Linked DNA regions of Homo sapiens: regions 2, 3, 4, 5, 6 and 7 are each linked to region 1. The links are chromatin loops, found by intact Hi-C in ENCODE. Cell type or tissue: PC-3. All regions are shown on one strand. Region 1 holds the start of MARCHF10-AS1 (MARCHF10 antisense RNA 1). Region 2 overlaps MARCHF10 (membrane associated ring-CH-type finger 10). Region 3 has its middle 56 kb from the start of MIR633. Region 4 overlaps TANC2 (tetratricopeptide repeat, ankyrin repeat and coiled-coil containing 2). Region 5 overlaps MARCHF10-DT (MARCHF10 divergent transcript). Region 6 overlaps TANC2 (tetratricopeptide repeat, ankyrin repeat and coiled-coil containing 2). Region 7 overlaps MARCHF10 (membrane associated ring-CH-type finger 10).

What was found. Peaks named below come from ENCODE experiments on the same cell type or tissue, not always from the same donor. Only the 100,000 strongest peaks of a DNase experiment are listed, where the experiment ranks them.
Region 2: a loop joins it to region 1, with 4 times the contacts of the local background. A loop is called at or near these places in 5 of 110 quality-filtered maps.
Region 3: it touches region 1 in a loop (5-fold over the local background); 6 of 110 quality-filtered maps call a loop at or near these places.
Region 4: it touches region 1 in a loop (8-fold over the local background); 11 of 110 quality-filtered maps call a loop at or near these places.
Region 5: it touches region 1 in a loop (9-fold over the local background); 9 of 110 quality-filtered maps call a loop at or near these places.
Region 6: it touches region 1 in a loop (11-fold over the local background); 84 of 110 quality-filtered maps call a loop at or near these places.
Region 7: it touches region 1 in a loop (7-fold over the local background); 4 of 110 quality-filtered maps call a loop at or near these places.

Annotation. Positions count from the first base shown.
Region 1 is chr17:62,702,207-62,706,206 of GRCh38, reverse strand. MARCHF10 (membrane associated ring-CH-type finger 10) reads left to right here. Exons shown (of 11, transcript NM_152598.4): 10 at 626-668. It overlaps MARCHF10-AS1 (MARCHF10 antisense RNA 1), which reads right to left and starts at 1. Exons shown (of 3, transcript NR_147886.1): 1 at 1. RefSeq lists an enhancer at 1-673 and silencers at 1,536-1,762, 1,941-2,350. In PC-3, a CTCF peak has its summit at 2,298 (motif pointing left); DNase peaks (open chromatin) are centred at 1,536, 2,286 and 2,866; H3K4me3 peaks cover 2,389 bases; H3K27ac peaks cover 2,644 bases.
Region 2 is chr17:62,778,385-62,782,384 of GRCh38, reverse strand. The region is part of intron 3 of MARCHF10 (membrane associated ring-CH-type finger 10); the gene reads left to right. Among named protein-coding and RNA genes, the nearest start is that of MARCHF10, 28 kb to the left of the region's middle. In PC-3, CTCF peaks have their summits at 1,749 and 1,951; DNase peaks (open chromatin) are centred at 1,884, 2,844 and 3,194; H3K4me3 peaks cover 1,295 bases; H3K27ac peaks cover 2,662 bases.
Region 3 is chr17:62,886,615-62,890,614 of GRCh38, reverse strand. No RefSeq gene overlaps it. Among named protein-coding and RNA genes, the nearest start is that of MIR633, 56 kb to the left of the region's middle. In PC-3, no CTCF peak of the experiment used is centred here; a DNase peak (open chromatin) is centred at 2,174; H3K4me3 peaks cover 467 bases; H3K27ac peaks cover 1,859 bases.
Region 4 is chr17:63,080,175-63,084,174 of GRCh38, reverse strand. All of the region lies in intron 3 of TANC2 (tetratricopeptide repeat, ankyrin repeat and coiled-coil containing 2), which reads right to left. Among named protein-coding and RNA genes, the nearest start is that of TANC2, 120 kb to the right of the region's middle. In PC-3, CTCF peaks have their summits at 1,514 and 1,719 (motif pointing left); no DNase peak of the experiment used is centred here.
Region 5 is chr17:62,818,231-62,822,230 of GRCh38, reverse strand. All of the region lies in intron 1 of MARCHF10-DT (MARCHF10 divergent transcript), which reads right to left. Among named protein-coding and RNA genes, the nearest start is that of MARCHF10-DT, 12 kb to the right of the region's middle. In PC-3, a CTCF peak has its summit at 2,221; a DNase peak (open chromatin) is centred at 2,210; H3K4me3 peaks cover 1,007 bases; H3K27ac peaks cover 1,454 bases.
Region 6 is chr17:63,404,821-63,408,820 of GRCh38, reverse strand. It overlaps TANC2 (tetratricopeptide repeat, ankyrin repeat and coiled-coil containing 2), which reads right to left. Exons shown (of 28, transcript NM_001394998.1): 20 at 3,566-3,699; 21 at 2,544-2,667. All of the region lies in intron 2 of LOC105371856 (a long non-coding RNA gene), which reads left to right. Among named protein-coding and RNA genes, the nearest start is that of CYB561, 39 kb to the left of the region's middle. In PC-3, CTCF peaks have their summits at 1,693, 1,894 (motif pointing right), 2,791 and 2,993 (motif pointing left); DNase peaks (open chromatin) are centred at 1,900 and 2,850; H3K27ac peaks cover 556 bases.
Region 7 is chr17:62,789,054-62,793,053 of GRCh38, reverse strand. The region is part of intron 2 of MARCHF10 (membrane associated ring-CH-type finger 10); the gene reads left to right. Among named protein-coding and RNA genes, the nearest start is that of MARCHF10, 17 kb to the left of the region's middle. In PC-3, no CTCF peak of the experiment used is centred here; DNase peaks (open chromatin) are centred at 753, 1,753 and 2,283; H3K4me3 peaks cover 1,363 bases; H3K27ac peaks cover 3,568 bases.

The DNA of each region.
Region 1 (4,000 bases):
CAGTAACAGTGTCCAGCACCCCTTGTTTTGTCCCCCAGCCTGTCACAAAGCCCCTCTTCTTCCTGGGGAAGAGCACCAGGCCCTCTGCACCGGAGCCCACATCCTTGCAGCCTGGCACAATGGGCTCCCACGGAGTACACAGTGTTTCTTATTGTGGCATAAAATGCCATAAAGTCAGAACAAAGAGTGAGCCCAGGGCCTTGATGGGTCTGCTGCTTCCTGCCGCGCAGAGAATACAAGCGATTGTTTCAAAGCCAGTGGTGAGGCAAGTGGCCAATTAGCACGGCCTTCACCCCCACAGCCTGTAAATGTGATTCGGACCATCAGAATGGGATTCTGCTATTCAGATCAATTGCTCAAAGGAAGCGAGTCTGTTCTCGCTGCCAAATTTAGAAGCCCGAGACAGCAAAGGTGACCCAGGTTATGGCTGCAGCTCTCGTCAGGATGAGGCTGAGCCCTGCCAATGCTTAGCACTCACCCAGCCCTCAGCACCTCTGCCCATTTTCCTGCCCCTTTAAAGTGGTGTAAGGGATTCCTAGAACGTTGCTGCGACTAGGAGGTTATACATCTGTTCACAATCGTATTGGAAAAAACAATTCATTTCTCATTGTCTTCTTTCTTGTAGTTGTCAAGAAATTACCCACAACCCAGAACAGAGGAAAATGAAAGTAGGTTTTGGGGGCCAGTCCTGCCATTTTGAGGGTGTTTGCTAAATTACTCTTTTTCTGTGACTGTGTGGAACCAAATGCCATGGAAGGAAGGAATGACCACCACCCAGAGGCAAAAATAACCCCGCAAAGCTTGGGAAAGTCAGCCGCAGCAAACAATCAGGAAGGCGAGGCCAAGTTCACTGGATGCAGAGCAGATAAGAATTTTAATTCATCCTGAACGCAAGGAAAGGCGCCAACAAAGGGAAGAGGTTATCTTCCGGCATGAGATAAGATTTGTTCCTTTTCCTTGCTGGGATTCTCCAGCGTCCAGCACTTGGAGAGTTTGGGGGTTGGTTTTTTTACTGCCAGGATTCCTCTAGGAAAACCCTCCCCAAGCCCTGGCAGGGGCTGTCTGGCCCTTACCTGAAGGGACCACATTCACTCACAAGCTAGTGGCCTTGGTGGATTTGGGGTCTGCTGAATTCAGAGGTTGAACAAAGCAAACAGGTCTCCCAAGAAAGGGCCCTCAAAGCGGGCAAGACGGCTCTCTGCAAACAGGTTCGAGAAAAGCCTTCTCCCTGTTCCTTTTTCCATTAAAAAAAAAAAAAAACGACTGGAGAAAAACGTGCTTAATAAAGCAGGCGGGCTCGAAGTCAGACTCGGGAAGAACTTCATCAGGAGGCAGAATCAACACCGCAGTGAATCCAGCGGTGTGTGACAACTGGGTCCCCAGAGATTCTTCTGGGGGAAAATTTCACAACTGCCTGTCCAAAAGCCCTTAGAACAGTGGCTCCCACATGGGCTTTGCCATCAGAATCACCCGGGAACTCACCAAAAACTCGGTTTCCTGGGCCCCGCCCAGAGATTCCGCTTCAGGCGATGGGGTGGGGCCCTGGAATCGTGTTCACACCGGACCCAGGTGATCCTGACACAGCCGACTGCGGGGGTGCTTTTGAGAACTCCCAGTAGTCCTGCCTGGAAGGCGCGAACCAGCTCAAAGCTGCTCGGGGTGGGGCCCAGATTACGACCCTAGAGAAGCCAATTTATTATTCCGGGCACGCAGCCCTGCGAAGCCGAACTGACCATTTTCAGAGACCCGGAGAGGGCCCTGCTTTCCGCTCTTTTCCACAAAAGGAGCCCGGGAGCCCCAGCCCGGGCGCAACCGCGGGGTCTGGCCGATCCCAGCGCCCCCTCGCGCGGCCACCCCCGACCCCGGCCTCGCCCCCCCGGGCCTCCAGCCTCCGCAGCCGGGAAGGGCGCTGCGAGGTCTTTAAAAGACCTTTGTGTCGCGGGCGCACGCCGCACCTCCGGGGAAAACGCCCTGCGCCTCGGCCCCGCGGCTCCCCGCCGCCGCCCGCCCCGCGCGTCCCAGCCTCCGCCTCGGCGAGGGCCTCCCGCTCCGGAAGGGGCGCGACGGGGAGCCCGGCCTGGTTGCTGCGGCCCCGCGCTCCGTCCAGCCGCGGCCGGGAGGACAGGGCAGCAGGGTCCCGGCGCCGCGCCCAGGCGCCCCCTCCCCAGCCCCGCCCCGGAGACGCCTCGCTTTTCCCGGTCCGGGGAAACCTGCGGCGACCGGGCGCGCCCGCGTGGCTTCCGCTGGGCAGGGGCGACCCCTAGTGCCCAGGGCGAGCCGCGCCGAGCAGGACCGAGCCTTTCCCCGCACACCCTGGAGCCTGGGCTTGGGGCACCCTGGCCTTGAGCCCCGGCCCCAGGGAAGACCGACGTCTCCGGAGGGCAGAAGAACATCCCTAGGGTGGTGCTCCGAAAAGAGTCGCCACGGGAGGCAGGGAACCTGCCGCCCTTCCCTGCTGCTCCGAGGCAAATGGTCCCACAGAGGGAGCGACCCACACTCATTTGTCATCCTTCCTCCGGGAACTGGGACCCGCTGGAGGATCCACCCCATCACCAACCCTCCCCTGCCGCTCTCGGCCCCAAGGTGGAGACAGCCAGTTCTCCCCTGGAGGCCCAGGCCATCTCCACCTGCCCCCAGCTCAGCACACACCCCAGACACGGGTGGGCACAGCCGAGGCCGAGGAGAACCCAGCACAGAGGGACCATCCTGGGGTGCTGACCAGTCGCAGCCTTGGCCTGGCTTCCCGCCAGAGCCGTTCTCAAGACAAGAGCCAGGGTAGCCATTGGCAGAGCCATGGGCACCCAGCCTCCCCCATAGGCCACACTCCCTTGGTCCCCTGGCATCCTGGCATGACTCGCCTGGTTGGCAGCACTTTGTTAATATGGGTTGCCGGAGGTGAGTCACAGCTGTGACCTGCTGCCCTAGCTCGGTTGAGGTACACAGGAGGAAAAGAGGCAAAACATCAGGGCACACCAGGTAGCACAGAGAGGTGCCAGCCTCTTTGTGACTCTGTGGTGCCCATGCCAGCCTGCTGACCAGGCCCCCCTCCCTTGCACGTGAGAACCAAAGCCTCACACAAATGCCACAAGTGAAACCGAGGTTAGGGCAGCTGGGGAGAGTCCCTGGGTGTGCCCAGGAACCAGCACCAGGACAGCTGCTTCCCAGTGGCACAAATAACTTCCCAGTGTCACCAAGACAAGGGGTGGTGGGTCGGTAGTGGGGGCAATACCTCCTGCAGATATGCAAACAGATGAGGACAGGGGCAGGAACAGGGGCGGGTGTGAGGGCCCTTGGCCAAAGGCTGGGCCAGAGCACCTCCCCAAACACCCAGTCAAGGCTACTGGCTTTTGGAGAAAGCGCAGGATGGACGAGGGGATGGGGGCAGCTCAGGGGCTTGGGCTTCCTTGGGTAGAACTGAGAGGGTGAGAGGGTCCAGGTAGGATTGAGGGGATGTCAGTTGCTCCTGCTCCGTGCAACAGTTTCTTCCACAACAGGCAGAAACTTTCTTTCTTTTCTTTTTTCTTTTTTTATTTTTCTTTTTGAGATGGAGTCTCGCTCTGTCACCCAGGCTGAAGTGCAGTGGCACGATCTCGGCTCACTGCAGCCTCTGCCTCCCAAGTTCAAGCGATTCTCCTGCCTCAACCTCCTAAGCAGCTGGGATTACAGACACCCGCCACCACCCCTGGCTAATTTTTTGTATTTTAAGTAGAGATGGGGTTTTGCTATGTTGGCCAGGCTGGTCTCGAACTCCTGACCTCAAGTGATTCGCCGCCCCCCGCCCCCCGCCCCTTGGCCTTCCAAAGCGCTGGGATTACAGGCGTGAGCCACCACGCCTGGCTTAAACTGTTTCTAAATTGTCAGAGAGCATTCACTCAAGCCAAGGGGGAAAGAAACATATTGAGACAAGAGTTTCCCCGAAGAATAAAGGAGACCACCCACCCCCACCAACTCCACCTCCTCCACTGGGACTGCACTGCGTCCCAGTGCCTCTTGCTCTCCC
Region 2 (4,000 bases), 76 kb before region 1:
CAGAGCGAGACTCCATCTCAAAAAAAAAAAAAAAAAAAAGAACAGTTGTTTGCAAACCTTCAGAGTATAGGCTGCCCATCCTGAGGGGATGCAGAACTTATTCAGCCTCTTCCCACAGGGTCCACAACTCCAGGGAGGTCCTGGAGCTAGTCTCTCAAGGGAAGCTGTGAATAAGAAGGCTGGCATGTCTCAAAAGAGAACCAAGGTCAGACAGATCCAATGTCCACAGCTCAGTGTATTGAATGTTGCATCAGGCACTAGAGTTGCAAAAGATTCTCCGTCAATCAGAAAGGGGCAGGAGAATGATATATAGCTCAGTGAGATGATGTAAACTCAAACAAAGCCTTCCTCCCTAGGTGGAAATATCCCAAGTCATTTCCTCCTAGAGATTGCAGCACCTGAAAACTCGAAATAGCATTTGCCTCTGATTTGTAAAGGCAGGTTCCTTCTCTGATTGAGTGGCTGTTATGAAAGTGAATTGCTTAATCCATGGAAATTTTTCCACCATTCAGTCACTATGTGCTTCTTACCACTACCAAATTTTGACACTTATATTGCAGTTTTCATCACTTGTTCATTCCTTAACCCAGACTCCAATTGTCACAATTCTGATGAGCCTGGAACGAACGAGGCATTTACCATCAAATAATGGCTTCAGTGTCAAGGTATCCTTCCAGACAACTGCCTTGAGGTGGGCAGATCCCCAAACACACAGTTAACCTGCTGGCTGCTTCATCCTGGCATAACCTCCTCACCACAACCAGTGGCTCTAACTGCTGGTTATGCAGCAGTTGGATTTCATCTAAGTCCAAGATGAAGCAATACCTATCAAGCCTGCGCTGAGAAGTTCTTTAGAGTGGTACTTCCTAAATACATTTACAGTCGTGGCTTGGCATAGTAGAAAGCATTTATGAAAGGCCAGCTCTGCCTCTCATTACAATGTGAATTCAGGCAAACCACTTGCAAGCACTTCAGTTTCCCATCAAGGAGATACTTATTATGCATATCTCGTGGGATCATTGTGAAAACGAAGGAGACTTCTAAGTGGCACACTGACATTACAGTACATTATAAACTGCCTTGGTGTCCAAATATACTTGCAAGTGATGCTCCAACAGGTATTGGTGGAGGAGAAGGTTCTGAGGCTTCTAGAATCCCTCAGCCCAGTCCCAGGCCACATTTTTAAAAGCCAACCTAATATGGCAACTTAATTTTAGAGCCTTTTCAGAGTTACGTACAACCCTGTGAACTGTTTCATCAGATTGGAATTTAACAGGGAAATAAATAGTGGCTCTGCATAACCCACTAGAAAGTGGGTAATTTAGTAGACTAAAAAGCAAAGAGGCTTCTGGATATACGGAGAAAGCAACGCCCCTCCTTCCCAGGCACCGGCGAGACCGCTGCTGGCCCAGAGGAGCTTGCTGTGATTGACAGAGGCACGGAAGGAATTTTGTCCCCACGAACCTTCACAGAGAGGGGACAGGAGCCCCGATTTCCCCATAGAAGATGATGAAAATGATTAATTGGCGCAGGACATGGTAAGCCGCAAGCTTCTAGAAAGCAACACATCACGGGCCCTTCTCATCTTTCCAAGATCCTGTATCCTCACTGGAAAGGACGTCGTTCCAAATGCACAAGCCTCAAGGACTGAGAACACGTTCTCACTGCATTTACTTCATGGGGAAGAAAGGTAGAGATCACTGTCAGTTTTTTAAGTGCACCATTTGCTCTGCTAATAAAAATAAGATTCTAGTCCTTTCACTGGTGGCAACCGAGTGCTAAATATTTAGATTCCAGGTCACCAGGACTCAAGGTTACATCGGAAGGAGGCGTAGGCAGTGAACCTGATACCGAGAAGCAGCTGGCAGTGCCCCAGGCCTGGCCCAGTGTGCTGTTCACATCAATGAAGTCACTTGACTGTACCAGCAAGCAAGGTGCGCCTCCAGAGGAAGGCTGTTACCCAACGTAAACACTGTAATTGTTTTGTTCATAAGAATCCACACGAATTTTAGAGATTAACATAAAAAATAAAGTCTTTTCAAGTAGCCTGCAATGGCTTAAAAAGTCAGAATGTCCAGCCATGCATGAGAGCAGCAAAGGTCTAAAACTGTGCCTTTCAATACAGTGGCCACTAGGCACATGTGGCCATTAAACTTTAAGTTTAAATTAATTAAAATTAAATGTACTGTGTAGATCCCTAGTGGCACTAGCCACATGTTACACACTCAAGAGCACGTCTGGTCAGTGGCTGCCATATTATTTTTTGTTTTTTGGTTTGTTTTTTTTTTTAGACCGAGTCTCGCTCTGTCACCCAGGCTGGAGTGCAACGGTGAGATCTCAGCTCACTGCCACCTCCACCTCCCAGGTTCAAGCAATTCTCCTGCCTCAGCCTCCCGCATAGCTGGGATTACTGGCACCCGCCACCACGCCCAGCTAGTTTTTGTATTTTTAGTAGAGACAGGGTCTTGCCATGTTGGCCAGGCTGGTTTCAAACTACTGACCTCAGGTGATCCACCCGCCTCGGCCTCCCAAAGTGCTGGGATTACGGGTGTGAGCCACTGCACTCAGCCATCCGGCTGCCATATTGGACCATGCAGATCTAGGACACTTCTGTCACTGCAGAAAGTTCTGTGGCACAGCACAGCTCCAGATTATAGTCAAGCTCAAAAACAAAACAAGACCCCATGAGCCAGGGAAGGGTTTTGTTTCCCAGAATCCAGCCCTGCATAATCCATAGCACAATGCTTTGCATACTGCGGCTCCTAGCAAATATTAGCTCTCGGGTGACTCAGCTGTCCGTGGAGGCTGGCTCGATTTGCATTTTGTGTTTTTCTATGACCTGGGTATATCTGCATGACTCCTTTCATTCCCTATTGATTCATCCTATCGTGTCCGTGAAACCTTCAGCTTCTCCACTTTCAAACGGCTCTTGGGGAGACATCCTCCCATTAATCTGTCAATGTCAACCCACTGACACCCTTTACAGTGTCATGAAAGCAGCCACGGCTTAGGATGTGGCATATGTGTTCCATGAATCATGCTTTTAATTTTCTCTAATTTCTGCTTGCCCATTCTCAGATTCCTTGTGGGTCGGGCCTCTTCTTTCTGGCCCTAGGCCTGTGTGCTGATGAGGCAGGTCGCGCATGCACACGCTGGTTCTAGCTGCCAGGGGGCCCCACCCTGGGAGGCTGTGAGTCACCCTTAACACCTGGCGTGGTGTTCTTCACAGCCGCCCTCTTGACTCTAGCTCAGATTCTGCGCCCTCGAGGTGCACTGGGTAAGAACGCAGCTCTGCACGCAGCATCTGGAGCCTGAAACGCACGTCATGGAGAGAGAATGTGCAGCCCACGGTTTGACAAGTGCAGATCTGTGGGAATTTTCCTTTGAGTTTGTTTTCCATTTTAGCCGTTGCTCTGTTCACCGTGGCAGGTCCCACAAGCCCCTCAGGCTCATGGTGCTGAATACATCATCATCTCCCCTCAAATTGTTTCCTCTTCCTGAAGTTCTTATTTCTGCCCAAGCCAGAATCCTGGAAATTATCTTAGACTCTGCCTTCTCTTTCTTCTGCTCCTCCTCCTACTTCCAGCAATCAAACACTGAAACCTGACTGTCTCCTCTCCTCTCCCTCAAATCTGTCCACTTTTACCTGCCTTTGTAGGGCCCTCTCTTTTCTTGTCTGGATTTTTTTTTTTTTTTTTTTTTGAGACAGAGTCGTGTTCTCTCACCCAGGCTGGAGTGCAGTGGCGTGATCCTCACCCTTCTGAGTAGCTGGGACTACAGGCGTGCGCCATGATGCCCGGCTAATTTTGTGTTTTTAGTAAAGACAGAGTTTCACCATATTAGCCAGGCTGGTCTTGAACTCCTGACCTCAAGTGATCCACCCGCCTCAGCCTCCCAAAGTGCTTGGATTTGTCTGGATTATTGTCATTTCCCTAATGATTTTGTCTTTACTTTTCCCCTTACAGGCAGTCTTCCAGGCTGCTATAAGAGAGATAGATAC
Region 3 (4,000 bases), 180 kb before region 1:
TGGCAGTAATGAAAACAATTTATTCTATTGTGATCAAAAAGACACTTTACCTCAAGTTTTATTTATCTAAATAGCAACTATCATGGCTTAGTTTTATTACTTGTACATCCATTGTAGTTAAAAGATGGGTGTTAGGCTGAATCTTTACTGATCCTGTTATTTTCTAATATCAAATTATTTATTTAATACCTTTTCTAATAAAATGAGAGGGTAGGGCCAGGCGCAATGGCTCATGCCTCTAATCCCAGCACTTTGGGAGGCCGAGGTGGGCAGATCACCTGAGGTCAGGATTTTGAGACCAGCCTGGCCAACATGGTGAAGCCCTGTCTCTACTAAAAATACAAAAATTAGCCAGCCATGGTGGCATGCATCTGTAATCCTAGCTACTTGGGAGGCTGAGGCAGAAGAATCACTTGAACCCAGGAGGTGGAGGTTGCAGTGAGCCGAGATCGCACCACTGTACTCCAGCCTGGGCAACAGAGTGAGACTCTTGTCTCAAAAAATAAATAAATACATAAATAAATAAATAAATAAATAAAATGAGAGGGCAGAAAAAAATGGTGGTTACTTGAATCTTTTTGGTTGTATGGATTGTGTGTAGTATTTGGTATTATTTACTTATTTGTGTAGGTCCATTGTAGCATATTCCCAACCTTTGGGCTTGGGACTTTAAGCAAAATAAAATTAAAGGCCTTAATTCTCCTAAACAAATATTTTGGTTTTTATTTAATGGTAAAATTAGATAACATTAACAATATGAACAGGCTCAAGAAGGGTTGAGATAAATTTATATACCAACCCCGTCATTGTGTGAGGGCTGCTTCAGAGCTGAGTTGGGTGGTCATGTCCCAGCGCTTCTGCCTTCCACATGGGTAGGTTCAAGAAGGGTTGAAATAAATGTATGGAACTCGACTGCCTAATAATAGATTAAGAGAAATTAAGGAATTGGGAATGTATTCTAATTTCAGAGAGCAATGCCGTAGAAAACCACCACCCTTCTCCATAGAATATTACTTGAAGAGTATTAAGAGAAACACTGCATTTTTCATGCATTTCTCAAGTTTATTTCCAACAGCTTTCCTTCAAAACTCATTTTGCTTCATCACTATCTAATCTCCTAATTTTATCAGCATTTTCTAAACCTCCCAGGAGAAAAATCTGAGAATAGCACTTTCCAATAATGGGTTCTTTAAAATACTAAGGTCTGTGATATGCTAATAAGGTTCTGCCAAATAAAGAATCTCTTTAGGGAATACTAGATTAAAGAAAATCACACAGGTTTCACTTCTAGTAAAGGCCAAGTAACTCATGTTAGACCAACCCTTCTGTAGACAAAGACTAAATTCTTGAGAAAATATACTCTCAAAAAATACAGACAACTATTTGAAGTTACTAAAAAATGATCAAAAATGGGCTGTAATACTGAAGAAGGGAATGGCATTGGATGAATTTCCCATTTTTACAGCTTTTGGTCCTAGAACAGGCTCTACAGAGAGCTGTTCCAGGAAGAATGGTTAAAACTCAAATAGAAGCTCAGTGTTACTTGGAGAACTAGAAACACAGCTCTGGATAACTACAGCAGCTAGCAAGTGGGGGACATCTCAGAAAGGAGAGAACCAGAAAGGAGGAGGCCCAAATTCTATGCATAAATCTCTGGCTGACATCTGAACCATGCATGCATGGAACAGATTCCAAGAAGCCCAGCTAAAAATAAATTAACTGAGATTTTAGTGATGTCTTTCTCCAGGAAGACAGAGTTTGCAGTGTGAGTTCAGCCAGGTTAACTTTCTGCTAAAACAAAAACGGAAATCTCTTTAAAGGAACATCATAAAATTCAGAATGTCTATACCATATCATTCACATTGTCCAGAATGCAATCCAAAATTACTCAGCATACAAAGAAATCAGAAAATGTGACTCCTACAAGAGAAAAGATAATCAACAAAGACCGACACCTAGAGGACCCCAATATTGGAATTAGCCGACAAGGATTTTAAAGTAGCTATTATAACTATGCTCAACAATGTAAAGGAAAATATGCTTATAATGAATTTGACCACAGAACATTAAAGAACATCTCTATGGAACACAGTTTGAGAAATGCCACCCTAGAGATTCAAATGAAGCTACCTGCAATTAGACTACAAACAAAAGACCCATAGTTTTGGGTTGACTCTGATATTGAGTCAATATTCAGTAGGGCAAATACAATTCTCAGTTATGAGTCAGAGAAAAAACATACATTATTTGCTTTGTGCCAGATAACATCATTTCACAAAATAGGCTTTGTTATTTTTGATTTAATATAAAGTCTGGGTTTAGAAAAGTTAAATTAATTATTTGCTCAAGGTTACTCAATTAGTAAGTATAGACTGGGATTCAAACTCAGTTTTGTCAGACTACAAAGCCCACACTCTTCATTCTGTTCTATTCCCTTGCTGCTGAAAGTGTGGTGTGTGGACAAGCAGCAGCAGAATTGGCCTGAGAACTTGTTAAGAATGCAGAATCTCAGATCCTGGTGAAGACCTACTAAATCAGAACCTGCATTTAACCATGTGTGTAATTGCCATGCACATTGTATTAGTCTGTCTTCATGCTGCTGATAGAGAGATACCCGAAACTGGGCAATTTACAAAAGAAAGATGTTTAATGGACTCACAGTTCCACGTGGCTGGGGAGGCCTCACAATCATGTTGGAAGGTGAAAGGCTTGTCTCACATGGCGGCAGACAAGAGAAGAGAGCTTGTGCAGGAAAACTACGGTTTATAAAACCATCAGATCTCGTGAGACTTACTATCACAAGAACAGCACAGGAAAGATCCATTTCCATGATTCAATTACCTCCCACCAAGTCCTTCCCACAACGTGTGGGAATTGTGGGAGCTACAATTCACAATGAGATTTGGGTGGGGACACAGCCAAACCATATCACACATTAACGTTTGATAAGAATGAGTTTATTTTAATCAGATAAGAGTTATTAATCAGCTAAAATTAATCAGATAAGTTATTAATCAGATATTAATCAGATAAGATTATTTAATAAGAGTTTATTAAATAATCAGAGTTTGAGAAGCATTGGTCTATACCAGTGGTTTGCAGTGTAATCCCTGGGACCAGCTTCAGCATCACCTGGGACTTGTTAGAAATGCAAATTCTTGGGCCTAATCCCAGAACTATGGAATCAGAAAAATCTGTGTTTTAACAGGCACTTCAGGTGATGCTAATGCCTATTAAAGTCTGAGAACCACTGGCCTACTCCATGCGGCCTCACATGAAAAAGTAACTGAACCTAGCTAGAAGAGGAAGTGAGTGAAAGGCAAAAGTGAGTGAAAATTGGATTTTGACAAAAATAAACCAAGACCCAATAGGGTAAAGTTTCAAGTAATAGCCTATGTGAAGAAAAGCATACAATTTGACTAAGAGACATAAAAGATGACAAATCTAAAATGGCAATGCTTTACAAATTAACATACCCACTTAATGTAAGTTGAATTACTATCCAAGTGAGGAGCTTGATAAAGAAATCGTAAAGTTCATACAAAAGAATAAATAAGCAAAAACAACCAATAATTTTTTTAAAAAGAAGGTAAGTGGGGGAGGCTAACTCTACTAGAAAAGTATGCTAAAAGAGCTACAATAAACAAAGCACGAGAATCTGTAACTAGATTAACAAAATAGATTATGTGTCTTCTAACATAGTAATTTTCAAAAAGAAGGGCTTTTTTCAACAATGCACGCCATCCGCTGGAAATTTTGTTAAGCCTCCCTTTAGGATCAAACTCTCCAGTTACAAATCCTTGCATATTGTTATTTTGAGTTTTGTGGAGGTAGCAAAAATAGTAAGATCCACTTCCCCACAGTATATAAGAATTTAGCATATGATTAAAAGGACATCTCAAATTAATAGAAGTATAGAATATTTAATAATTCATACTGAGGGAAATGATTATTCTGGGAAAAATTAAGTTAGTGTCTCCCATCAGAATTTTTACCACAT
Region 4 (4,000 bases), 380 kb before region 1:
AGGCCTATAACTATTAAATAAATTTAATCAGTAACTGGTAACCTTCCAAAACAGAAAGCACCAGGCCCAGATGGGTTCACTGGTAAATTCTACTAAACATTTATGGAAGAAATTACACATATTCTCTACAATCTTTTTCAAAAGGTAGAAGCAGAAGGACTACTTCCTAACTTATTCTATAAGGTCAGCATTATCCTAATATGAAAACCAGACAGATACAACAAGAACACTACAGAAATTTCTCTCATGAACGTACGTGCAAAAATTCTCAATAAAATATTTACAAATCAAATCCAAAAATGTATAAAAGGAATTACACACCATGACTAAGTGGTATTTATACCAGGTATGCCAGACTAGCTCAACACTTGAAAATCAATTAACAAAATCAATCACATGAACAGGCTAAAGAAGAAAAATCACATGATCATATCCATATGATCAGATCCATAAAAAGCATTTGACAATATCCAAAAGCCGTCTGAAGACTGAAAACAAATATTATCAGGCAGACTGGGGAAGGAGCACAGAACTTAAAGTTCTGAAGTGGTACTGAGTTTACTATGTTTTTTCCTTGCATTTTACCTGGCTTGGAGAGCTCAAAACTCAGAGAAGTATCTACTGGGTAAGATCAGAAAAAACTCCAAGAGAATCCCTCCCTTTCTGGTCTGAGGACCAGAAAAAGGGGCCCTTATGGCTCCAAGAGACTGGAGGAAATCTCCCCCTTTTTTTCCCTTTCCCCCTTTTCTTCCATCCCAGTTCCCAGGCGGATATGGTAGTGGTGACTGGGCAAGCACCTGAAGTCTGAGAGAAGGGAATCTTTTTCTCTTATCCCAGGAGTTGTGGTCCCAAGGGTGTGAAGTACATCCTCATTGCTGTTGCTTTTTTCTCTGTCTGTTCTCTCATCACTTGGTCTGGATGAAGACACAGCTACAGGAAGTGACTGGCAGAGTAGTTATGTCATGGCTCTGCATGACACGTAGATGACAACAGCACAGCAGCCCCATTCAGGGGTGGTCCTGAAGGAGTGGTGAAGTGAAGAAGTGAAGCCCTCCCTGTGGCAGAAATTTGAGCAGGGCCTGATTGTCCATTTTGATTGTAAGGAGAGATAACAGAGGTACTGTTCTATACTGACTCATGGACAGTGTTTAATGGTTTTACTGGATATTCAGAGACTTGGAACAATTAGAAAACTGATTACAAAGATATCTGGTGTCAAAGAATTTGGCTGTATCTCTTTGAAAGGGAACACACATGAAGTAATCTATGCCCCATGTGAATACCTGACAAAGAGCAAACACAGCAGAGAAGGGGCTGCTTAACCTGGTAAACAAGATGGCCTGTTCTGGGGACTCAGTCAGTCTCAGCCAATGAAAATGGCCTAACCAGCCACTCTACCCTACCCTCATTAACAAAGGGATGGAGTTTATACATGGACTTAGCAAAATGAACTTCCACTCATCAATACTAATCTAAGGCCACAGCTGAATGATCACCCTACAGTCCATACATGTGCCGGGGGACAGGTAGGTACATATGCCAATATATGGTACCATTCATAGGACGATCAGAAAATTACCTCTCTGCTCATTTCTAGCTCCTTGTGATTTCCCCTTCCTTCTTAATAAATCAACTATAAATTTAAAATAAATTTTGTTACATTATTTACCACTTCTGTGTTTATAGTGTGAAGGTTTTCAGGTTTGTCTTATTCTGCCCCCTTGTGGGAACTAGCTCTTCAAACTTTCACTAGGAAAAAAACATTAAAACCAACTGCTCTTCATATGAAACAAAACAAAAAATGTATCAACTCTATAATAATTTTCCCCAGGCTTTACCAATAGATACCTTCCTAATAATTTCTTATCCAACTGTTTATGACCCTTCAAAAAGACTTACAAAGTTTTTTTATAACTTTTATCTCTTACCAGAAAAATTCACATAAGAATATTTTAAAATAAAATCTTTCTAGATGTTCATACCTTTTCTGAACTTCTTTTTTTTGAGATGGAGTCTCGCTCTGTCGCCCAGGCTGGAGTGTAGTGGCAAGACCTTGGCTCACTGCAAGCTCCGCCTCCCGGGTTCATGCCATTCTCCTGCCTCAGCCTCCCAAGTAGCTGGGACTACAGGCGCCCGCCACCACGCCCAGCTAACTTTTTTTTTTTGTATTTTTAGTAGAGACGGGGTTTCACAATGTTAGCCAGGATGGTCTTGATCTCCTGATCTCGTGATCCACCCGCCTTGGGCCTCCCAAAGTGCTGGGATTACAGGCATGAGGCACCGTGCCCGGCCTTCCAAACTTTTTAGTTGTCATGCTTTTATTCCTTTTCTATCATAAAGGTGAATAAGCAAGGAGCGGCTTCTACAAGGCTTCTAGTGTTAATTGGGCCAATTATCATAAGCTAAATAGTCTATTTAATATGTTCTGATACAAAATGTGCTTGGGGCTACGTATTCCAAGAGCTTAAGATTATAAATTAATTATCATAATCACTTTGCAAATCTGAACACTCATATATGCGGAAACAGTGGAATACATAATGGGTTACTTAGACTATCAACCAATATACAGATTTTAAGAAATTAAGAATTTAAGTATGTTCCTGGAGGGATGGCCATGCTATACTGTTAATTGAGAGAGAAGGGGAGAACTAAAACTGCATTTTATTTTTCAAAAACCTTCAAACTGGTTTATATATGCATACGCATCCTTGCATATGCCAGTATGAGCTCAGAGGAAAACATGGAAAGATACAAACTGAATGTAGGTATTTGTTACTTTAGGAGAGTGGAACAGGAAGAAGCCTTAACATATCCTTTTTAAATGTCTACATTGTTTGGTATAAATTAACTTTTTAAAAAATTAATGAAACTATAACAATACATTCTAAGACATATCCCTAACATTCTAAATAATAATGAATTATTGGCCTCAAGTTGGGGCTACGTATTCCAAAAGGCATCTCAAGTTTAATTTTATAAAAATAGTGTTTTAATTTAAAAAATCTACAACAAATTAAATTTCTGAAGAAATACAGAACAAGCAATAAAGATATTTCAGAGGGATTTATCATTTAAGCTCAGATCTTCCAAATATTATCCAACCACCAACAAACAAATATATACTTTATATATCAGAATGAAAAGGTTCTAAATACATGCTACCAACAATACTGATTTGAAACTTGGGATGTAGATAACTATAAAGCCAGAATATAATATAAAATTAATATTTCCTGTAGGAAAATAATAGTACTTTCACAACACTATTCTGATAATTAAATGAGGATTATGCACCTAGTTTACAACCTGGCACATAAACAGAACGGTCTTATTCATTAGTAATGCTACTATACTAGATATATTCTTATACTGAGATAAAGAAATAATACACTGAATATTGAAATAATTTCCTTGTCACTCTACGTAATTAACCACAGTTGGTTCAATAAAGAAATCACTGTAACTTTCCAGACTGAAGAATAATTTGTGTGTTTCAAGAGCATAAACATCTCATTTCTACTAAATATTTTACATATTTGCAAGGAAAGAGGATCAGAATATAGTATATTTGACAATTTAATATACTAGTTCTATTGACACACCAGCATGTATTAATCAAATAAAGTTGGCTACAAATAATGGAAATCATGCAAAGCCACATCGTCCGCATTTTCCCATCTTCCAGCATGAGCTGGTTTCGTGGACATCATTACACCAGTACACATCTTGTACACCAGAACTCAATGCCTGCATAATGCTATTTTTGCAAAAGAAAATAAAAACTGGGTTTCAATCATATCATGCTGGTTCATCTACCCACTTAATGTCTAGAACCAAGTAAGTTGCTTACATATATATGATCACTAATGAAAAAAATCATTTAATGCAGAAAATGGAGCCAGTAAAACAAACAAAAAAACCAACTCTGATAAAGTAACTCAAGATTTCTGAAATACAGAATCCGAATTCCAGGAATTGTAGTTTCCTTCATCAAACT
Region 5 (4,000 bases), 120 kb before region 1:
AAAAGTGGGCAACCATCCAGAAAATGTGCACTCGGGTGTAGGAGCCTCCAACATACTATGAAGCTCTCCTGCTGAGCTGGCAAAAGCTCTTTTAGCTTGAGGCTTCCAGGTACATGTGCCCAGGTGTACCCTGTATGAGCCATTTATACCGTAGTGCGAATACTTTTCAGATCAATTTGATTCAATAAATATTGATTATGCATAGCTGCCCTAAGCAGATTTTGAAAAGGCTGTTGGGAGCTTCCTTCCAGACAGGGAGGGAAAGGGCGCAGACAGGAAGGCTGGGAGAGTTGACAACAAACGTCATCTAGCTCAAGGTCTAGCCAGTGTTTGGTGCTGCTGAGAAATGCTTCCTCTCAGAGGGAACTGACGCGCCAGCACCCACCACTGAATGGGGCCTCCAGCAATTCTTGGAGGCCTTTCACCATCCCTCACCGTGAGAACCTTCCTTTTCCTCTCCTTCATCTCCCCTGTGCCCCCACCACCACCCAGGCCCACATCTACCTCTATCGTAGAGCTTACTCTATGGCCTTGTTTACTTTCCTACCTCCCCGCTAGCACAAAGACCGAATATTATTCCTCTGTGAATCCGCAGAACCTCGAACAGTACTTAGCACTTAAGTGCTTGATCAGCGTTTGATGAATGAATACATGATTTTGCCTTCCCACCTCATGCAGCACGAGGAGGGGGATGCTAAGAGAGCCTAGCATCCCCACCACCATGGCATTTGGGGTGAAGGAGGTTGCAAACACCTGCATCAAACTGTGCCAGCATTTTTCAACGCTGGACACAACATTTTGAAACAAAGGTGAAGGGGAAGAGGCATAGGACAGGTCAGGGCATGCGGTATTACCACCCATGTGCACACATACCCATTCATATGCTGCCAAAATGTTGCTCTACCCTTTCCCAAGCACCCCTGTTACTGTTTAACCCAACCTCAGTAGCCTTCTAAGAGAAAGACCATTATAATGACTTGATCTGCATTAAAATAAAAAACAAAGTATGTCAAAACTTTTTCCCACAATCATAGGGCTATCACACTTTTTAACAAACTAAACCTCCACCATATCCCAGCGTTCGATATACTGCAAGTAAGTGCCTGGCACTCAGAAAGCTCAAGGTTCCAGCAACAGTTGTGTGGCCTTGGATAAGGAACACAGGGAGACTCTTTGTCCTCTTGTTTCTTCAGTGTATTAAAGGGAGATAGTGGTATATTCAAAGGGCATGAAAAAAGCTTAACATGAGTCTGCATGGAGCTCTTTGAAATGCATGAAGGGCACTACAGTGGATAAATTCAACACTTGTCCTAGTGTTCACTCAGAACCCTTGTCCGGACATTTATAAAATCCCTCTGTGGACATGTACACACACACACACACACACACACACACACACACACACACACACGCGCATGCATGCACGCACGCACATACACAAATATATCTAAAAGTGCTTAATTGTTTTTAAAATGTTTAAGTAAATACATTGTAATGATTATAAGGCCTCTGTACAATGTATCTAAGGCAAGCCTGCCAGGATAAGAGCTATTTGAGAAACTAAATCACATCATTGAAAGAATAGCAATGAGGCAATTGATGAAATATTGCATTAGCAGTGGCCTCTGACCCCATGTAATGCCAACCAAATGCTTTTTCCTCTCTTTGTAATTTAATCATTTTTCAATTAAATTAATTTCTTAAAATCACTCAGATAAGCCGCCTGTATTAAACACACACACGCACAAACACACACACAACTTCAGGTGTAGGTGAAATAAAGGACACTCTGCAATCACAATCACTGTGTTGTGATTCTGCTCCATTCTGGAAATGAATGATATCCTGTTTCCTTTTTTCTATATCTGACGAGAATTTTGCATAACTTCTTCCTGCTACAGTGTGAAGTCAAAGGCCCCCAAATACCCCCCAAGACAGAGACCCAGTCGCCACAATATAAAATTATGAAAGTACAGCCATAAGAGGCCCATAGCATGTTTGCTGGACAGACTGACTGGTTATTTTTAAAAGTTTACTTTAATACAAATGAACTGGCTGGGAAGGTGGCTTTGTAAAGGGAGCAACTCAGAAGAGTGCTAACAAGCCCGCCCCGCACGTCTGTGCTCAGGCTTGCTGGGAGAGCTTACTCCACACACATCCAGGAATTTGTTTGAGGACAGAGCGTGGTTAGGTCATGTTTTAAGAATGTTCTCTCATTATCCTGACTCAGAGGGCGCCGTGAGCCACAGAAGGGACGTTGCACAGTGATACCTTCTGTTCTGTCTGGTTTTCAAGAACTGCCTCACTGTACTGATGGCTGGAGACTGATGTCGCTCGAGGTTAACTCCTTCACGTCTTCTTTTTTACAGGGCTACAGGAAGAGCCCTTTTTCCTGTTGACATTTTTCAAACTTTGTAACCTAGGGGTTAGGCTTGTTAAGGGAGGGGAGGAGAGTGTCTAGGAGCAGTGACTGGAAACAGAGAAGAGACTACATGGAAGCAGAAGAGAGAACCAATTGAAAAGTCTGTAAAACCAGCCAAGAAATCTGTTCGGGAAAATAGAAACCTAAGAGCTGTGGTTTGGCAAGGAACTTTGACTCTTAATGAGAAAGGCAGAGAGAAGAGAAGGAGAGGAAGGATGGAGAGGGGAGGGGAAAGGAGAGAAGAGGAAGGACAGGCGGAGATCAAAAGAGAAAGAAAAGAGAGGGGAGTAAAAGGAGCAAGACCCAGGATGCAACAAAGAGGGACATCAGTAAGGGACATTATGAGGATTGCATTGGAACAAGAGGCTGGAAGTTAAAAATCAGGATATGCGGCCGGGTGCGGTGGCTCACACCTGTAATCCCAGCACTTTGGGAGGCCGAGACGGGCAGATCACCTGAGGTCAGCAGCCTGACAAATATGATGAAACCCTGTCTCTACTAAAAATACAAAAATTAGCCAGGCATGGTGGCATGCACCTGTAATCCCAGCTACTTGGGAGGCTGAGGCAGGGAGAATCACCTGAATCCGGGAGGCGGAGGTTGCAGTGAGCCAGATCGCGCCCGTTGCACTCCAGCCTGGGCGACAAGAGCAAAACTCAGCATCAGAAAAAAAAAAATCAGGCTATGCTACCCAACATGGAACATCTGGTCATGTGTGTGTCCCAGAACTGGGGAAAATTTCTTTGATAATTCATATTTGATCATGTCTCATGCTGATGGACAAGCTCATGCTTGAGTGACATTTTGATGTTTCATCAAAGGCTGTAGTAGGGATCACGAGGTCATAACTACCAATTCTAGTGGGGAACCTTCTCATGGGTCTCTACAATATGCTCCAGACGATATATCAGATGCACACACACACGCGCATATACGTGCATGCACATACGTACGCACAGAGGAATGCACATACACTTTAAAGCCATTCCATGGCTTTCCATTGTGCTTAGAATAAAACCTGACTCCAACTCTCACAACCTCACCAGGCTTCCCTCACAATAGTCTTCCAGCCACACCTTAAGCTTTCTTGAATCCCCTGAGCTTTCTCTCACCTTACAATCATCTCAGTCCTGTTTTCTCCACCCCCGGAGGCTGGCTTCTCTTCATCCTTCAGGTCTCACACAGAGAGGTCATCTTTGACCACCTGTGTAAATAGGGTCTCCCTGCTCCTCCCAATATTCTCTGTTGTGGCACTCTATTAGTGTCCTGGCACTCATTAGCATTTGTCAGTCAGTGTTTATTTATTTTTTAAATTTTTTTAATTTTTAATTTTTGTGGGTACATATTAGGTATATATATTTATGGGGTACGTGAAATGTTTTGACACAGGCATGCGATGTGTAATAATCACATCATGGAGAATGGCAAATCCAGCCCCTCAAGCATTTATCCCTTGTGTTACAAACAATCTAGTTATACTCTTTCAGTTATTTTTATTTATTTATTTATTTATTTGAGACGGAGTCTTGCTCTGTCTCCCAGGCTGGAGTGCAGTGACGCGATCTCGGCTCACTGCAA
Region 6 (4,000 bases), 700 kb before region 1:
TGGCTGCCCCCTCAGCTGGACAGGATTCGGATGTCAGCTCAAGCTTAGCACCTGCCACAGCAGGCTCAGGGTTTACTCAGCAGTTATCTAGCCTATCACCTTTGCATCTCTGGAGGTCATTAGAGTCTATGGTTTCCCACAGGAGGATGAAAAGCTGGAAGGGACCATCCCTTAATCCTGATGAGAGCCATTTATGTAATGGTATAGTTTGCAATTAAAACACTGACTCTAATATGGAATAAGTTTAAATACGGAACAGAATCCAAGGCGTTTTCTCAGATGCAACATCTATAAATTTCCTGGACAAAGTATCCAGTGGAGGAAAGAGTAGGATAAGAAAGTTTTGGATGTACATTACAGATGAACTGATTTTTCCAAAGATAAGGAAAGAGAAGAAATTAAAAGGAGATACACATGAAACAAATCCATAATATGTTAAATACTTCCAAAATCCAATTTGTAATCTTCCTCTTCTCTCTTTTCTTTCTCATGCAGTTAATGAAATCACAATTCTCCCAAATGTCCGTCTTACAACTCTGGAGTTATCTTTAACTGTTCTATCCTTATTTCCTACATCTAATCAGGCTTCATATCCAAAATACCTCTTGCACATAGCCCTTTTTTGTTCTATGCTGAAAGCTACTGCCCTTGGGTTAGGACCTCATTATGCCTCATATGTTCCATTACGATGGCTTCCTAACTGATCTCCTGGCTCCTTTGTCAAATCTGCTGTTCACATACTGCCAGAGTGATTGTTTTTAAAGCATAACTCTGCCATCAATTCCTTATTTAAAATTTTTAAAGCCTCCCCAGATTCCTTTAGAATTAAGTCCAGATTCTTCTAACTTGGTCCTTTTCCATTTCCACATACCTTTCCAATTTTATTTTCCGTAGTCCCCTTACATTTTACTAGACAGCTTGCATATTTCTCCAAACCTGTCATTCCTCTTTGGCCTTTCATCTATGTTACTTCCTCTCCCTAAATACAAAACATTTTTCCTCTTCGAATTTCAAAGTCTGTCCTAGTCTAACTCAACGGACGCCTGTATCAGAGCACTCAGGATTCTCCGCTTTTTAAGGCATTTATCTTTGTTTCATCTCTTCCCTGCCACATTATAGACCCTTTGAGGGCACAGGTTATAGTGTATTAATTAAAAAAATCAGAACCACTCATAGTTCCTAGTATAGTGTTCTGCTAATAACATAGCCTAAATAAATCTTTGTTGAATTCATTAAGCCTCTAAGTGTGGAAAAAAATGAAACAGTCCAAAGATGAAAATGTCTTCACTGGTAAGGGAGAACAAATACCTGGAATCTATGGCTACGGAGCCTCTACTGGCACATGACAGGTACTTTGCAGCTATCTAAAGGTTATCAGTGGCTCAAGAGTTCCTGCCTCTTTCAGTGGACTTGGTTTGTTCTGGAATATTACTCTGGACACATCTTATCTTGAGAATCTAGGCCCAACCTTCCTCCTCCTTGCTTCCCCAGCAGAATGAAGGGAGAGAGCATGAAGCCAAATTTCTTTGGTAGCTTATATGGGGAAGGCAAGAGCCACTTCGCACCCTGTAAGAGCAACTCTCTGATTCTGACCCAGCCTTGAGTCTGAGTCTGTGGAAAAAAATCTTACTTAAGGGATACAGCTAAAGATCCAGTAAGTCTCTGACTGAGCTGTAGTTTGAAATCTTAGAAGAAACCTAATTTCTTCCTAATTAAACTACCCTCAGCTGCTCTGGCCTAGGCATAATTCTTCAGGAGGTTGGTTTTCTTGAAGGAAAGTACATGTGCTTGTGGATGTAATTACCGACATTTGCGTCCAGTTTACTAATAGTGGAGGCTAACTGGAATGACTGCCTCTGTCTCTTGCTTCAAGTAAATGCTCAAGCTCCACTAGATGGCACTGCAGAGTCACCAGTGATGAGCTTTTTCTACTACAGAGGTCCATCATCAGCAGCCACTGTTATGCACAGGTGATAGAGGTCACAGCAACCAACAGGAGCCTGACGTACTTTATGATGGTGGTGTGATCATCATCTCCTTTAACTTATTTCCCATTCACCAGGAATTTGTGGATGTTGGTAAGTGTCAAAAGGAATTTATTACTACAGGGTAATAATCTTGATCCCCCAAATAGCATCCCAGAGTCAGCAGGGATCTTCACTGGCATTTGCCTCCTTTGAATTCAAGAAAAATATTAGTTGTGCAGGCTTACAAAAGAATTGATAAAGTCAGAACACAATCCCCGGAAGATGAACATTTATTGAGTATATATTTTTAAAAAATCAAAGTTTGGAGACTACTGATCTGAATGAGAATTTAGAATATGTTAATTTCATTTAAATCCCTCAAGTCATAAGGAAATAGAGAGTATCAGAGTTAAAAACATTACACTGAATACAAGAGGGGAGGAGATAGCCTTTCATTTTCCAACCAACTGGATTAATATCTGTTCTTAGCATCTCCTGGGATCCATTGCTGGAAATCATGAGTTCACCAGGTAATTATGGAAACTGGCCAGCCAGCTCTAGCATTCCAAGACTAACCTTGTGCAAGCAGAAAGTCCACGGTTCCTAGATGGCCTTCGGAAGCAGCCATCATCAGGGGAGTGCGGCCCTGCTTGTCTGCCATGTTGACATCAGCTCCATGGGTGAGTAAAAGATCAACAATCTGCAAGTGCAGAGAAACAGGGACCAATTAGCCCAAAGAAGAGCTGCTGAGAAGACACGTGCACACTATCTCTTACTCTGTAGGAATTCCTACTGCTGTACGAGTCACCCATGTATCTTTCCACTTCCCCCATAAGTACCTGTATAGTCCTAGTACCATGTGATTTAATCTCTCTCAGGGACAGTCAAATGAGAAGGATTCAACTCTCAATGTCTGACTCAGCTACTAAGTAAAAAAGAACTTAACAAAGGCCAAGATGTAGGATTAAACAATCCCATAGCGGAAGTTCCAACATAAATCACTCCTTTATTGCCCTCTAGTGGTTGCAAATCTGCCTGTAGTTAATACTTGCAACTGAACTGAACATAATCAAGTGACTCTGGTAACTCTTTAGGGCTGTTTGGCTTCTACAGCCTTTTTTCTATTGAAATACTTCTGAAGATTATTATCAGTGTGCTTTCCTTTCCATCCTAAGTGTATAAATTAACATTTATCCAGAATCCAAACATCTAAAAGGATTGTGTTGTTAGAATTTGCATTCACTGTATTTTCTTTTAGTAAGTCTCAGACATCTGCAAGTAAGTGATTAGCAGAAGTCCGCTGAGAAATGAACCTTCCAAGGAGTCTTTGGATGCTGTGAAATGTGAGAAGGAGGTCACTCTATCACCAGGACATAAGTAGTTAGTCCTTCTATACAATCTGTATCAAGTGATGGTTTTGAATGTTAACTGTCGTATTCTCAATTAACCAGAATACTCATAACAAAGGTCCAAGTCCTCAAACCTGATCACTGCTGGGTAACCCAAACTTTACTTGTGATCATTTTGCTCTGTGCATCAGAAGTCCTCACCTAGAACTCAGTCCTGCCTGAGGGACTGGAAGTGGTCGCCCTGCTTACCTGCCAGTGGCCCTGGCGCACTGTGCTGAATAGTGGCACTGCTCCTCGGCGGTTTGGCTGGGCCACTGCCGCCCCTTGTTCCAAGAGCAAACGGCACACCTCCAGTTTGCCCCTTCCGGCTGCAGCTGTTAGGGCTAAGGGCAGAGAACAAAGATTGAGGATAGGTGGTTCTGGTCCTCTCCAGCGCTCCATGTTAAACGTGACATATCCTTGTGTTTCATTAATGTAATTGCTACTTTACTTCTAAGAATAATGATTTTTGCCACCTTTTCCATAAAGAAAAGTTCTAAAGAAAAATAATGAATAAAGACACATTTAAATTGCCTCACAATATTTGGAGACAATAATAATAAATCTATTGAAAATTCACCTTTAATCAAACTCACTTGGTTTCATTTTTCCTAACCAGACTGTCTTCTCTGCTTTGGTCTACCT
Region 7 (4,000 bases), 87 kb before region 1:
GGCGTTGGTGGTAGTTGATGGAGGTGGTGGTGATGGTTGTGGTGGTGGTGATGGAGGTGGTGGTAGTGATGGAGGTGGTGGTGGTTGATGGAGGCAGCAGTGGTGAGGGAGATGATGGTGGTGGTGGTAATGGTTGTGGTGGTGGTGATGGAGGTGGTGGTGGTTGATGGAGGGGATGGTGATGGGTGGTGATGGTTGTGGTGGTGGTGGAGGTGGTGGTGGCAGTGGAGGTGGTGGTGGTGGTGATGGAGGTGGTGGTGGTGATGGAGGTGGTGGTGGTAGTGATGGAGGTGGTGGTGGTGATGGAGGTGGTGGTGGTGATGGTGGTGGTGGTGGTGATGGTTGTAGTGATGGAGGTGATGGTGGTGATGGAGGTGGTGGTGGTGGTGGTTGATGGTTGTGTTGGTGATGGTTGTGGTGGTGGTGATGGAGGCGTTGGTGGTTGATGGAGGTGGTGGTGGTGGGTGGTGATGGTTGTGGTGGTGATGGAGGTGGTGGTGGTGGTGCAGGTGGTGGTGGTGATGGAGATGGTGATGGAAATGGTAGTCATGGTGGTGGTGGTGATGGTGATGGTGTTAGTAGGCACCCTTGATTGAACACTCCCCAAGGGCCAGCCATTATTAACATATCACCAACTGTATGCCTTGTTGATGTTAACATATCAACAATCTGCAACTTCCTCTTACAGATGAGGAAAGCAAGAATCAATGGCATTAGTCAGCTCGCCCAAGGTCACTATGTTAGAAAGTGGCAGAGCTGGGGATTGTCGTGTTTACCAGGATTGAGTTACAATGAGTCACAAAACCCACGTCATCCCCACAGACATTGATGCACATTCTGCATTTTGCCCCCACAGTGGTACCTTCTGTACAAAAGGCAGCCCGACTACGTATGCTGTAGTCAGGGGGACGCACTAGGGGGGTGGGGGGTCAACACCAATGGAGGAGGGAAGGAAGAAGCCCTGATCTTCCCAGAAGGAAGAAATAAAAAGTTACCTGAAGCCTTCAATTTCAAGACTGCCCTCGGCCAGTTTTGCCACATGATCAGAGACTTATTTATAGCCATCCGAATCCTGACACGTGCAATTGAAAGGGGAGAATGTTCTTAAAGTCTAGGGTAAGGGAAGCCGCTATTGGTTATGAATTACAAATACATTCCTCTCCTGACCCATGGATTCTGTCCTCCCCTGCCCAGTCACCTTAGGCTCCCCCCACCCGCCCCGCACAAAAACAACATCAACAGCTGACAGAAAATCATTTACAATTACAAATACAAAGAAAACCAGCCCTTGCAGGGAATAAGGCAAAGGTTCTTGCTGCTTCTACGACTGTGAGTCTGGATATTTGCTCTGCCCCTGTGTTCCTTCTCAGCAAAGCTATAACTTTGAGAGGATTCATGTTTGATTTACGTAGAAAGATTGCTTGGCTCTGTCAAGATAAAAGTTTAAGTACCTGCCTTGCCACTGGTTTGTTCTGCTCCTCTGTAAAAAGAGGAACAAGGAACTAGAGGGAAAAAATTTTTTTCAACTTTGCAAACCAATCTATTCTTCCTCCCCTTTTGGTAAAGAAATATTTAAGTCGTATGCATTCTTGGAGAGAATTTTCAAAAAACACTCAGCCCACAAGAATTCTGTTCATCCCACAAAATCTGCCTTGGTCCTGGTGCATTTGCTAACACTGCCTCCTCCACTTTCAGCCCATCAGCATTTTCTTCTTTTGCCTTTAATACCAGTAGGTTAGGACGGCACAGACATCTGCCCCTTTCGGAAACAACACTCCACGCCAGTGCTCTTTCCAAACACAAGCTCCCATTTGAAGTCCTTGTAAAAGGATTGGAACAACAAAGGCACACGTTTAGCTGAACTTCGTTACACTTTCCAGCCGACTCCCTTTAGGATTACCTGGGTTTCTCTATGATTGGGTGTTTTTTGTTTGTTTTGTTTAACTTATTATGGTTACTGCCTAGTGTTCTTTGGTTTTTCTTGCTTAAATTATTAAAACAAACAGAGTCCAGTGTTTATTATGATGACTTACTATCTATGTGGCATAGTTTTTGAAAAGAAGATTAACTGTGGGACAGATGTTGTCCCTTCCCAAGCAAGTTGGAGTGAAGCTGCATCTCTCTCCCCAGAATCTAGGATTCCACTTCCTGCAGGTGACCACTTGGCTGCTGTGATGAGCCCGGAGGCTAGAGTGTCACCTGCAATTCAGACATAAAGCACGATGTGAATAACTGTCCCAATTCCAAGGAGTAAATGTTTTGTTAGTATCGGGTCATTTCTATTCTTAACCTTACAGCATAATGTCAGGCTTACTCATGGCGTGAAATTCTGGTAAGTCCTACTGCATCACGGAAGGAGATGCTTTTTCTAACAGAGGGCGTGAAACGTGCTGAAGGAATCTTTCCTTTCTCAACCCAGCCAGGAAGGGCAGTTGTCAGGCCTAGTTTACAAACAATATTGTTGGTCTTTACTTCAAATTCATTTTCTATGACAGTGGATAATTTGGCCCTGGCAAGGCAAAGTTGAATTGGGCTACTGGATCTGCAAGTATAGAAACATTCCAAAAAAGTTTTACTGGGCTGGGTGTGGCGGCTCATGCCTGTAATCTCAGCACTTTGGGAGGCTGAGGCAGGCCGATCACCTGAGGTCAGGAGTTCAAGACCAGCCTGGCCAACATGGCAAAACCCTGTCTCTACTAAAAATACAAAAATTGGCTGGGCGTGGTGGCACACTCCTGTAACCCCAGCTACTTGGGAGGCTAAGGCAGGAGAATCGCTTGAACCAGGGCGGTGGAGGTTGCAGTGAGCCAAGATCGTGCCACTGCACTGCAGCCTGGGTGACAGAGCGAGACTCCATCTTGGGGGGAAAAAAAAAACTTTTACTATTTTGAGGTACTTAAAATCAGTTGAAATTTCCATAGTACATGATATCCTCAGGTTTGTTCAGTCCTAGTACTACAGGAGAAATATTTTGGTACCAGATTTTATTTTAATTTTGTTAAGAAACATGGGGAATTATTTTCATTGGTAATTTTATTTTTCTTATTTTGCACTTAGGGATTGATATTTTCCTCCAAAGCAAAAATGCAATTCAACTAAAATTATTATTATTAATTTTTTGAGACAGACTCTTGCTCTGTCACCCAGGCTGGAATGCAGTGGCACTATCTTGGCTCACTGCAACCTCTGCCTCCCAGGTTCAAGCAATTCTCATGCCTCAGCCTCCTGAGTAGCTGGGATTACAGGCATGTGCCACCACAACTAATTTTTATATTTTTAGTAGAAACAGGGTTTCACTATGTTGGCCAGGTTGGTCTCGAACTCTTGGCATCAAGTGATCAACCTGCCTCAGCCTCCCAAAGTGCTGGGATTACAGGCATGAGCCTCTGGGCACCTGGCCAGCTGCAATTCAGCTAAAATTAAATGCTGGATGCTGGGGGATTCAAAGATAAGAAGTTGTCCTTACTCTCAGGGTTCTCAATGATCAGCAGGAGAAACAGGCTCAAAACCACAAACAACTACCTACAATAGGAAAAAAATATGTATAATTCAAGCTTAAATTAATATACATTGCAACTCTGACAATTAATTCGGCCTGGAGAAGAGAGGGCAGAGGAAACTAAAGAGAGGCAAGGCCACAGCAGCAGGCTTTTTAGTAGATCAGTCGGTTTTGCCAAGAGAGCTTCTAACAGAGGAGATTCCAAGTGCAGGAAACACACATGCTCTGATGTTGACAATTCTCATCCCGCAACTAGGGTGTCATCTCCAGGGTCACAGTATAGTGAAGGTAGGAAGAGGGAGGGGCCATGAAGAGAATGACCAGAAAGAGAAATTCACAAGGTGTAACAGGTGCTGCCCTCCTTGAGAAGGCAACAGTTGGGTACATTCTTGACAAAATGCCTCTCAGTATGTTTATTGTTTGAATTTATTAAAGTAATGGCTATTACGTCTGACCTGCGTTTTTTTTTTTTTTTTTTTTTTTTTGAGACGGAGTCTCGCT